Regions from separate parts of the Homo sapiens genome. Here region 1 is linked to region 2. A link is an interaction called in ENCODE POLR2A ChIA-PET data of the cell type or tissue named here. Cell type or tissue: GM12878. All regions are shown on one strand. Each heading gives the region's core, and the rest is flanking DNA. Links, peaks and the distances in the headings are about the cores only. Region 1 overlaps BRD1 (bromodomain containing 1). Region 2 overlaps ZBED4 (zinc finger BED-type containing 4).

Evidence for each region. Peaks named below come from ENCODE experiments on the same cell type or tissue, not always from the same donor. Only the 100,000 strongest peaks of a DNase experiment are listed, where the experiment ranks them.
Region 1: POLR2A ChIA-PET joins it to region 2 with 9 read pairs; 9 of 35 experiments call an interaction of 5 or more read pairs at or near these places.

The regions. Positions count from the first base shown.
Region 1 is chr22:49,809,741-49,815,116 of GRCh38, forward strand. The region is part of intron 2 of BRD1 (bromodomain containing 1); the gene reads right to left. Among named protein-coding and RNA genes, the nearest start is that of BRD1, 15 kb to the right of the region's middle. In GM12878, for the core only: no CTCF peak of the experiment used is centred there; no DNase peak of the experiment used is centred there; H3K4me3 peaks cover 442 bases.
Region 2 is chr22:49,877,744-49,883,119 of GRCh38, forward strand. The region is part of intron 1 of ZBED4 (zinc finger BED-type containing 4); the gene reads left to right. It also overlaps a transcript of ALG12 not described here. Among named protein-coding and RNA genes, the nearest start is that of ZBED4, 27 kb to the left of the region's middle. RefSeq lists an enhancer at 4,017-4,246. In GM12878, for the core only: no CTCF peak of the experiment used is centred there; DNase peaks (open chromatin) are centred at 2,838, 3,828 and 4,308; H3K4me3 peaks cover 2,875 bases; H3K27ac peaks cover 2,885 bases.

The sequences.
Region 1 (5,376 bases), core at 315-5,314, 68 kb before region 2:
AAGGAAGTGACCAAATTCCAAATGCGTACACACTGCCTAACGGGACATCTTGAAAATATCAAATGCAAAACCTCCAGGAGCTACAATGAGAACTGTTAAACCTACAAGCCTAATGAAACCAATTCACGCAAAAATAAATTAAGGATATTAAAAATGTAAGCATGACTTATACATTTGACCCAACAAGCTCATAGAGAATATTGCATCAAAGAAAGAAAGAACACACATATTCACAAGCACAGATGGACTATTTATAAAAAATGTATAACCTATTGGGCCATAAAGTCTCAACAAGCATCAAAGAATGAATGCGTACCATGCAGGTCACGTCCTTTGCCCACAGCACAAGCAATGGATATCAAGAGTTTAAAAAATTAATTTGGTTAAAAAAGAAAGAAAGAGAAAGAAAGAAAGCGAGCGAGCAAGCAAGCAAGCCCCACATGCTTCTAGACTGCTATCAGGTAAAGGTAGAAATTATCATATATAGGAAAACAGTGGCCAGACGCGGTGACTCACACTTGTAATCCCAGCACTTTGGGATGCCAAGGCGAGAAAATTGCTTGAGCCCAGGAGTTTCAGAACAGCCTGGGCAACACAGTGAGACCCCAGCTCTTAAAATATATATATATGTGCACATATAAAAATAAATAAAACTCCTATTAAAAGACCCTTGGTTAGGCAAAGGCTTCTTACATGTGACACCAAAAGCACAAGCAACCGAAGAGAAAGCAGATAAACTGGACTCCATCCAACTTGTAAATGTTTGTGCTTCAAAGAACACTGAATAAAACAATAAGATGACCCACAGAATGAAGAGAAAGTATTTGCAAGTCATGTATCTAATAGGGAGTCTAGTACCCAGAACAGAGAACTCTTATGACAACAGTAAGAAGTCAGCTAACCAATGAAAACATGGCAAAGATCTGAACAGACATTTCTCCAAAGAAAATATGCAAATGGCCAGGCAACATCTTCAGCCACTGTGGAACTGCAAAGCAAAACCCCCGAGCGATCGCTGCCCCTGCACCATGGAATGGGTATCATCAAAAGGACAGCGCCTGAGAATATACAGGGGTACAGCTGCCTTGGAAAACAATCTGGCACTTCCTCAAAATACTAAACAGCATTACCACATGACCCAGCAACTCCACTCCTAGAATATACCCAAGAGAAATAAAAACACACTACCTAAAAACTGTTACACAAATGTTCAGAGCAGCATTGTTCATAATAGCTCCAAAGTAGGAAAAAAACAAACATCCATCAAAAGATGAACAGATTTTTTTAAACGTGGCCTATCCATACAATGAACATTACGCAGCCGTGAAAAGGAATGGCACACCGACCCAGGGGGCACGATGGATGGACCTTGGAAACATGCTCAGTGAAAGAACAAAAAAAACACATTTCATAAAAGAACAAAAAAACACATTTCTATGAAATGCCCACAACAGGCAAATACACGGAGACAGGATGCAGATGGGTGGCTGCCAGGGCTGGGGGAGGATGAGAAGGTGGGAAGTTGGGGTAATGGCTAAGAGGCACAGGGTTTCCTTTGGAGGTGATAAAAATTTCTAAAATTGGTGGTGGTGATAAATGCACAACTCTGTGAACTAAAATCCACTCAACTGTACACTTCACATGGGTAAATTTCATGGTGTGTGAATGACAAGAGTCCCCCCTTAACCAAGGGGGATGGTTCCAAGACCTCCAGCGGCTGCCTGAAACTTGGAACAGGACCGAGCGCCAGCCTGGATGTTGGTACCTGCTACTAAGCGGGTTAAGGTGCAGGCAGCTGCACGGCGTGGGTGCACTGGACAAAGGTTAGATTCACGCTCCCGGCAGGCAGGACACGACAGGGAGACTGTGATCACGCTGCTCAGAATGGTGCACAACTGAAAACTTATGAACTGCTTACTGCTGGAATTTCCCATTTAATACTTTCAGACTATGGCTGACCATGGGCAACTGACACCATGGAAAGCAAAACCACAGGTAAGGGGAGGGTACTAAGTGTCTCAGTGAAGCTGACAAAATTCCCCCACGGGCGGCAGAACAGGGATGGAATGGGACACACCGCACAGGCGAATTCAGCCGGCGGTGCTGAGTCTCCCAATTCCTAGGCTATGGGTGGGTTTGTGGGCATTGCTATTTACATTTATGGTCCACACATGATTTGGCATGTATCAAACATCATCAGTTTTTAAAATATACTAAGATCTATAGTATTAACATATCAAAAATTCCTCTCAAAAACAGAAAAATCACACAAAATTTAAAAATACGTTAAGATTAAACAGTATTTGAGAGGCAGAAATAAAAGAACATGGATAAAATCCTATGGCAAGGAGCACAGTCTGCTCCTTTTTTTTTTTTTTTTTTTGAGACAGTCTTGCTCTGTCACCCAGGCTGGAGTGCAATGGCGCGATCTCGGCTCACTGCAAGCTCCACCTCCTGGGTTCAAGTGGGAGACTGAGGCAGGAGTCATTCTTCACAGATACTGTCCACAAAGACGATCCAAAAGAATCTTACAACATGTTGTATCCATCTACAACACATAGCTAAAAACAAAAATGCTAATTTTAAGAAGTACTATATTAACAAGTGCCTAGAAATAAATCTAATAGACTTTTATGGAGAAAACCATCAGCTTCTATTATGACATTAAAGAAGTCCTAGAGAGAGCCAGGAGTCGTGGCACATGCCTATAATCCCAGCTACTCAGGAGGCTGAGGCATGAGACTCACTTGAACTCTGGAGGTGGAGGCTGCAGTGAACTGAGATCATGCCACTGAACTCCAGCCTGGGCGACAGAGCAAGACCTTGTCTCAAAAAAGTAAAAGTAGTCTTACATGGGCAGCAAACTGGGCCACCTCCATGTTTAAGTGAAATTAACAGTGTAATTAACGGTGTAAAGAGTCCAAGCTTCCTAAAGGAACACTAATGTCGGGAGGACTCTAACCAGAAGTCTGACAAGGTGAAGCAGGAACTTTAAAGCTACTGCCCACTGTACACAGACGAACCAAGGACCTCACACGCCAGGACCATTCTGGAGACAAGGTGCCGCCCATGTACACAGACGCACCAAGGACCTCACACGCCAGGACCGTTCTGGAGACAAGGTGCCGCCCACTGTACACGGACGCACCAAGGACCTCACACGCCAGGACCATTCTGGAGACAAGGGGTGCCCTCCCAACCGCAGACTGAGGCTCAGCACAAAGCTGCTGGGTGGCCCAAGGTCCAGGTCACAGCTGGCCTGAGACCAGGAGGCCAAGCAGGCTGGCTCACAACCCAGATGACTCACCAGGCCTGACCCAACCTCACACCAAACAGCAATTCCAGGAGGGCTCAAGACTCCTCGAGGTGGCCGGGCACCATGGCTCACCCCTATGATCCCAGCACTTTCGGAGGCTGATGTGAGTGGATCATTTGAGCTCAGGAGTTCAAGACCAACCTAGGCAACACAGTGAGACGCCATCTCTATTTTTTGTTTTTTTGAGATGGAGTCTCGCTCTGTCGCTAGGCTGGAGTGCAGTGGCATGATCTCAGCTCACTGCAACCTCTGCCTCCTGGCTTCAAGCGATTCTCCTGCCTCTCAGCCTCCCTAGTAGCTGGGACTACAGGTGCCCACCACCACGACCAGCTAATTTTTGTATTTTTAGTAGAGACGGGGTTTCACCATGTTGGCCAGGATGATCTCAATCTCTTGACCTCGTGATCCGCCCCCCTTGGCCTCTCAAAGTGCTGGGATTACAGGCGTGAGCCACCACACCCAGCCTTTTATTTTTATTAAAAAAATTTTTGGCCAGGAGCCATTAATGGCTCATGCCTATAATCCCAGCACTTTGAGAGGCCGAGGTGGGCGATCACTTGAGGTCAAGAGTTCGAGACCAGCCTGGCCAACACGGCGAAACCCCATCTCTACTAAAAATACAAAAATTAGCCAGGTGTGGTGGCAGGCGCCTGTAATGCCAGTTACTCGGGAAGCTGAGGCAGAATCGCTTGAGCCCAGGAGGCGGAGGCTGCAGTGAGCCAAGACTGTGCCATTGCACTCCAGCCTGGGTGACAGAGTGAGACTCCATTTAAAAAAAAAAAAAAAATTTGTAAAGACTCCTAGAGGAAATACAGGGAGCAGCTTTACGGCTGCAGAGTGGGGACGAGTTTCTTCAAGCAGACCCAGCATGCACATGCCACATGGGGAAAGGGTGATAAATTTGAGGAGTACGATGAAATGAACAAACTTCGGTTCATCAGACAATAGAAAATTCAGGCTGCTTTTCAGAACCTTTACACACTGACGGGTGCACGAACGGAATTCCATGGCCAGGACTCGCTTCAAAACAATGGAATGGAAGGAATGGGAGAGGGGAGGCTGGCCAGGTGCGTATAACTTCTAAAGTTGAGTGAAAGAACAGGGGGCTCTCTCCAAAGATTTCCAAACTAAAAAAGAATATTTTAAAGACATCACTAAAAATGAAAAGATACACTCACCCACGGGCACAAGCCCCCGACAAACAGTGCACAGGCAGGGCAGGAGCCCCCGGTGCAGGCCCAGAACCCTGGCATGACACACACGCAGACCCCATGCCAGGTGGTGCGAGGTGGAGGACGCCGTGCCCACATCCATCGCTCAGGAAACACATGAGACCAGCCGGCCAGAGCCCTGAATCTCACCTCAGGGGACTCCTGCACCAAGGCTGGGGCACCACAAAGCCTGCTGCCCATCGCCAGGGGACACCTGCTCTTTTCACATGCCTGACGTGCATGGGCAAGGGCCACATCTGGGATCCTCTCCGACGGGGCAGGGTGTGCAAAAGAGGACGCAGCCCCAGCAACAGGCAACTCTATGTAGAGCACCTGGGTAGTCCCTGCTCTCTTTATTTTTGTGAATATTTTGTAAATTTGAAGTTATTTCCACATAAAAAGGTAAAATCAAGCTCCCCACCAGCCCGAGCCCAGGAGGTGCTCTCAGGAAAGCCACCATCGCCTCCAGCAGGTAGCACCTAGGCTGGAGCAGAGGTGATTATGTGTGGCAGTAATCTGCCCCGCTGTCCCCAGTAGTAAAGAAAACTTCACATAAATTTTCAACCCCACTTCTACCAAAAGTAAGTAAATATGGTGAAAGTGAAGAGAGACAGAAATCAGCTACACTGTGGTGTCTCCCCTCTGCTGAGAACATCTTCTACATGCCTGGGGTGCTTCAGGGAAGAGAACCCGGCCTAGAGGAACGTTGCCCCACAAAGCTAGGGGTGGGAATGACATGGTTGGGTACCCAAGTCGCCGGGGGCAGGGCAGAGCTGTCTAAATGGCCAGATGACTGTGGTTCATGGCCCACGGCCCTGCTCTGCGAAATGCTACCTTTAGTTCAGTAAA
Region 2 (5,376 bases), core at 233-5,232:
ATCCATAAACCCATCCTGCAGGTGGCATGGACACACACATCCCTCCTGACTGTGTCTTCTGCCCCTCGTGGCCCCTCCTCCCGCCAGCACAGACCTGCCCTTTGGCCTCCCGCACTCTGCAGGATTGTTTCGAGATTCATCCGTGTTGCGTGTATCCATTCATTCTTTTGTTATTGCTGCATAATGATCCATTGTAGGGCTGTATCACAATTTGTCTTCTAGTTTTTAGATACTACATATAAAGCTGCTGTGAATTTTATATGTAAGTCTTCATACAGAGGCCAGGCGTGGTGGCTCATGCCTGTAATCCCAGCACTTTGGGAGGCCGAGATGGGCGGATCACCTGAGGTCAGGAATTCAAGACAATCCTGGCCAACGTGGTGAAACACCGTCTCTACTAAAAATACAAAAATTAGCCAGACGTGGTGACAGGCACCTGTAATTCCAGCTACTCAGGAGGCTGAGGCAGGAGAATCGTTTGAACCCGGGAGGCGGAGGTTACAGTGAGCCAACGCACCACTGCACTCCAACCTGGGTGACAGAGTGAGACACTGTCTCAAAAAAAAAAAAAAAAAAGTCTTCATACAGAGATAGGCTTTCATTTCTCAAGAGTAATAATAACTGGGAGTGGAACAGCTGGGTTACGTGGTCAGTATAAACACCGAAGAAGAGATTGGTGGAGCGATAGAGAATCCAGAAATAGATCCACACATATGCGAGCAACCAATTCTCAACAAAGTTACATGGGCACTTCATGGAGAAAGGATTGTCCTTTCAACAGATTGTGTTGGAACAGTTAGACATCCATGTGCAAAAAAATGAACTTCAATCCTTCAGAGATCTAAATATAAAACTTAAAACTTCTAAAAGACAACACAGAAGAAAGTCTTTGAATTAGGCAAAGATTTCTTTGGTACAAGCCCAAAAGCACAATCCATAAAGAACACATGAGTGAAGTGGACTTCATCAAAAGTAAAAACTTATGCTCTTCAAAATACACTAGTAAAAGAATTAGAAGACGAGGTGGGTGGATCACCTGAGGTCAGGAGTTTGAGACCAGCCTGGCAAACATGCTGAAACCTTGTCTCTACTAAAAATAAAAAAAATGAGCCGGGAGTGGGCCAGGCGTGGTGGCTCATGCATGTAACCCCAACACTTTGGGAGGCCGAGGCGGGCAGATCACGAGGTCAAGAGATAGAGACCATCGTGGCCAACATGGTGAAACCCCGTCTCTACTAAAAATACAAAAAAATTAGCCGGGTGTGGTGGCGCGTGCCTGTAGTCCCAGTTACTCAGGAGGCTGAGGCAGGAGAATCACTTGAACTGGGGAGGTGGAGGTTGCAGTGAGCCGAGATCGCGCCACTGCACTCTACCCTGGCCACAGAGTGGGACTCCATCTCAAAAAAAAAACAAAAAACAAAAAAAAACAGGAGTGAAGTGGCGCAATCTCGGCTCACTGTAACTTGCGCCTCCCGGGTTCAAGCGATTCTCCTGCCTCAGCCTCCCGAGTAGCTGGGATTACAGGCACGCGCCACCACGCCGCGCTAATTTTTTTGTATTTTTAGTAGAGACCAGGTTTCGCCATATTGGCCAAGCTGGTCTCAACCTCCTGAGCTCGGTTGATCCGTCTGCCTCATCCTCCCGAAGTGCTGCGATTACAGGTGTGAGCCACCAAACCCAGCCTAATTTTTGTATTTTTTTGCAGAGACGATGTTTTGCCATGTTGCCCAGGCACACACCACTATATCCGCTCTTACAATAGCTGTTTTCATGTCCTTGTCCACTAATTTTATTATTTGTCTTATGTCCGGGCCTGTTTTTATTGGTTGGTTTTTCTCCTGGTCAGTGTCTGGGCGTGTTTCTATTGGTTGGTTTTTCTCCTGGTCAGTGTCTGGGCGTGTTTCTATTGGTTGGTTTTTCTCCTGGTCAGTGTCTGGGCGTGTTTCTATTGGTTGGTTTTTCTCCTGGTCAGTGTCTGGGCCTGTTTCTATTGGTTGGTTTTTCTCCTGGTCAGTGTCTGGGCGTGTTTCTATTGGTTGGTTTTTCTCCTGGTCAGTGTCTGGGCGTGTTTCTATTGGTTGGTTTTTCTCCTGGTCAGTGTCTGGGCCTGTTTCTATTGGTTGGTTTTTCTCCTGGTCAGTGTCTGGGCCTGTTTCTATTGGTTGGTTTTTCTCCTGGTCAGTGTCTGGGCCTGTTTCTATTGGTTGGTTTTTCTCCTGGTCAGAGGTGGTTTTCTCCCGCTTCATCGCAGGTCTGGTTGTTTTTGTCAGCCATTTTGTATTTTACTTTATTGGGTGCAGGATTTTGTTATATTCCTTTAAATGCTGTTGAGACTTGTTTTAGGTTGTAGTAAAGTTAATCATAGACCGTTTCCTCCTCTTGAGGCTGGCGTTTAAGCTGTGTTCGGGTGGCTCCTAACACGGCTTAAAAGAGCGGCCGTTGTTGTGAAGCCCACTGTTCAGTCCGGACCCTTCTGACCCTGCTTGCTGTTCACTCTTGGTGGTGGAAACACAAGCTGTTCCCAGCCTCCAGGGAGCCCTGGCAGTTCTTTTCCCCTTTGGTTCTCTGAGGGTGGTTTCCTCAAATGCAGATGCAGATCAGTATTCAGCCAAAGACACGAGGAACCTCCGCAGGTCTGCGTAGCTCCCTCCTCTCCCGCGCTCGGGACATGCTCGAGACCACCGGGCTCTGCCAAGTTCCGACTCCCCGCCCCGCAGCCTGGAAGCCTGGAAGCCCCGCCGTGAGCGAGGGCAGGTGGGGCTCCCTCTTTAGCTTTCACACTTCTGTGATCACTGTCCTGTGCTTTCTCTTCTCTCTCAGCGTCTGAAAACGTCGTTTCGTGCACGGCGTCTGGCTTATGAGTTGTCTGAGGTCAACCTGGTTTCCTTTGTTTTGTTCATCATGGCTAGAAGTGGAAGTGACTGTGAGTCCAGCTTTGTTCTTTCTTTCCAAAATAATTTTATTTATTCCTGATTCTTTGTATTCCCATATCAATTTTAGACTTCTGTTTATCAGCTACTGCAAAAAGCGTTTTGGAATTTTGACTGGGATCATATTGAATTTATAGGTCAATTTGGGAAAATACTGATGTCAACATTGAGTTTTCTAATCCATGAACTTGGTATATTTCTCCATTTGTTTAAAAGCCTTTAATTTCAGCAGTGTTTTGCAGCTTTCAGTATACAGGTCTTCTTTTTAAGACCTGTATACTTGTGTACCTGTATACTAAAACAAGCATATTTTAAAAATTTTATCTTATTTCATGCTTTCATGCATGCTTTTGGACATTATATGTGGAATTTAAAAATGTTTCATTTTCTGGCCAGGCGCAGTGGCTCAGGCCTGTAAACCCAGCACTTCGGGAGGCTGAGGCAGGTGGATCACGTGAGGTCAGGAGTTCAAGACCAGCCTGGCCAACATGGCGAAACCCCGTCTCTACTAAAAATACAAAAGGAATTAGCCGGGTGTCATGGCACACGCCTGTAATCCCAGCTACTTGGGAGGCTGAGGCAGGAGAAGCACTTGAACCCAGGAAGCGGAGGTTGCGGTGAACTGAGATCGTGCCGCTGCACACTGCAGCCTGGGCGACAGAGTGATCCGTCTCAAAAAAATTTGTTTTTCATTTTCTAATTCATCTGTAGAAATACAGTTGCTGTTTTTTTGAGATAGGATCTCACTGTTGGCCAGGCTGGAGTGCAGTGGCACAATGATAGCTCACCACAGCCTCAAACTTTTGGGTTCAAATCATCATGTCTCCTCAGCCTTCCAAGCAGCTGAGATACAGGCACGCACCACCGCACCTGGCTAATTTTGTTTGTAAAGACAGAGTTTCACTATTATTCAGGCTAGTCTTCAAACTCCTGCCCTCAAGTGATCGTCCCATCTCAGCCTCCTGAGTTCCTGAGTAGCTTGGGACTACAGGCTCACCATACTTGGCATTTTTTGTTTGTTTGTTTTGTTTTTTGTTTTGTAGAGAACAGGGTCTTGTTTTTTTGCCCAGGCTGATCTCAAACTTGTGGTTTCAAGCGATCCTCCCACCTCAGCCTCCCAAGTACTAGGGTTACAGGCATGAGCCACTGTGCCTGGCCTGTGTTAATTTTTTATTTTTCTTTTTTATCTGGCTGTACTTTGTAGAACTTATTGGGAATGCTTTTCAGAAAGAACCTGCATTTATTTCTGGTGGGAGCTAGCAGTTTTTATTAACCTTGGAACACTTTTTAGGGCAACCATACATCTTGCTTTGCTACAGATAGGTTTGGCTTAAGCCTGTTTCCCCAGCAGTATTATTAATAGCTCCCTTTCACTCTCAGAAATGCCCTGGTTTAGAAAATACATGATGTGGTGACTTCAGTTCTTGGTTCCTGCATGGTGGAGGAATGTCGGGTTCAGCTCCTCCCTGTGGGGGTGACCCATGCTGACCAGGCTAGGGATGGCGCACCTCTCCTGCCCATTTGCCACTCCCTGTGTCCCTTGAAGAGTTCTCCCACTTTCTGGCATGCCCAGTAATACTTTAAAAAGTAAGTTTGTGGTGGGCGCATTGGCTCGCGCATATAACTCCAGCACTTTGGGAGGCTGAGTCGGGAGGAGGGCTCACACCTGGGAAGTCGAGGCTTCACTGAGCTGTGGTCACGCCACTGCACTCCAGCCTAAGTGACAGTAAAACTCCGTCTCTTCAAAAAAAGTTTGTTAGAGGTTTTCTAGAGTCTGGTTTTATTATAGAATATTTATGCTGCCATATTACTGAAAACATGCTTTTGTTGCTACTTGGTTTTAGTTCCTTAGTAAACTGCTCCATCTCCTACCCCACATGACTCCATCGTCCTCCGAGCTTCGGCTCAGTTACACCCTTACAGCTCCTGCCCCTGTTCTCCGTCTTGCCCTGCTCTCTCCTGTCTTTGTAACGCCATGTTCCTTCACTTCCAGCGTTTACCATAGCTGGAATCTCACGGTTCTTGGCTGTCAGGTCCCGTGACTGTCTCCTCTTGGCTGCATTCCAGCACGGCGCAGCATCACTTGGGGACGGGGCATTGAATGGGTGACAGGAGGATGGGCTGGAAGCGGTTTTCACCCACAGGACGCCTTTCCCTTCTCAGATGCAGGAGCCACTGTGGTCCGTTTCCTATTCAGCTTTTCGTCTGGGTTGATGATTTCACACGTTAGCTAGAGTTTTTCAAATTCGTATTTCATGTATCAGGTCTTCTAGCAAGGAAGGATGAATAGATCTCAAGGAATTCAGCTTTGCTGATTATAGCAGCTGTGAGTACCTCTCATGAACTGTTTGAAGGATGAGGGCATAAATTCTAGATGAGGCAACCTCTTTATACCATTCTAGGTTTTAATTCATGTTCCCCAATCCTTTATTAATAGGCCACTTGC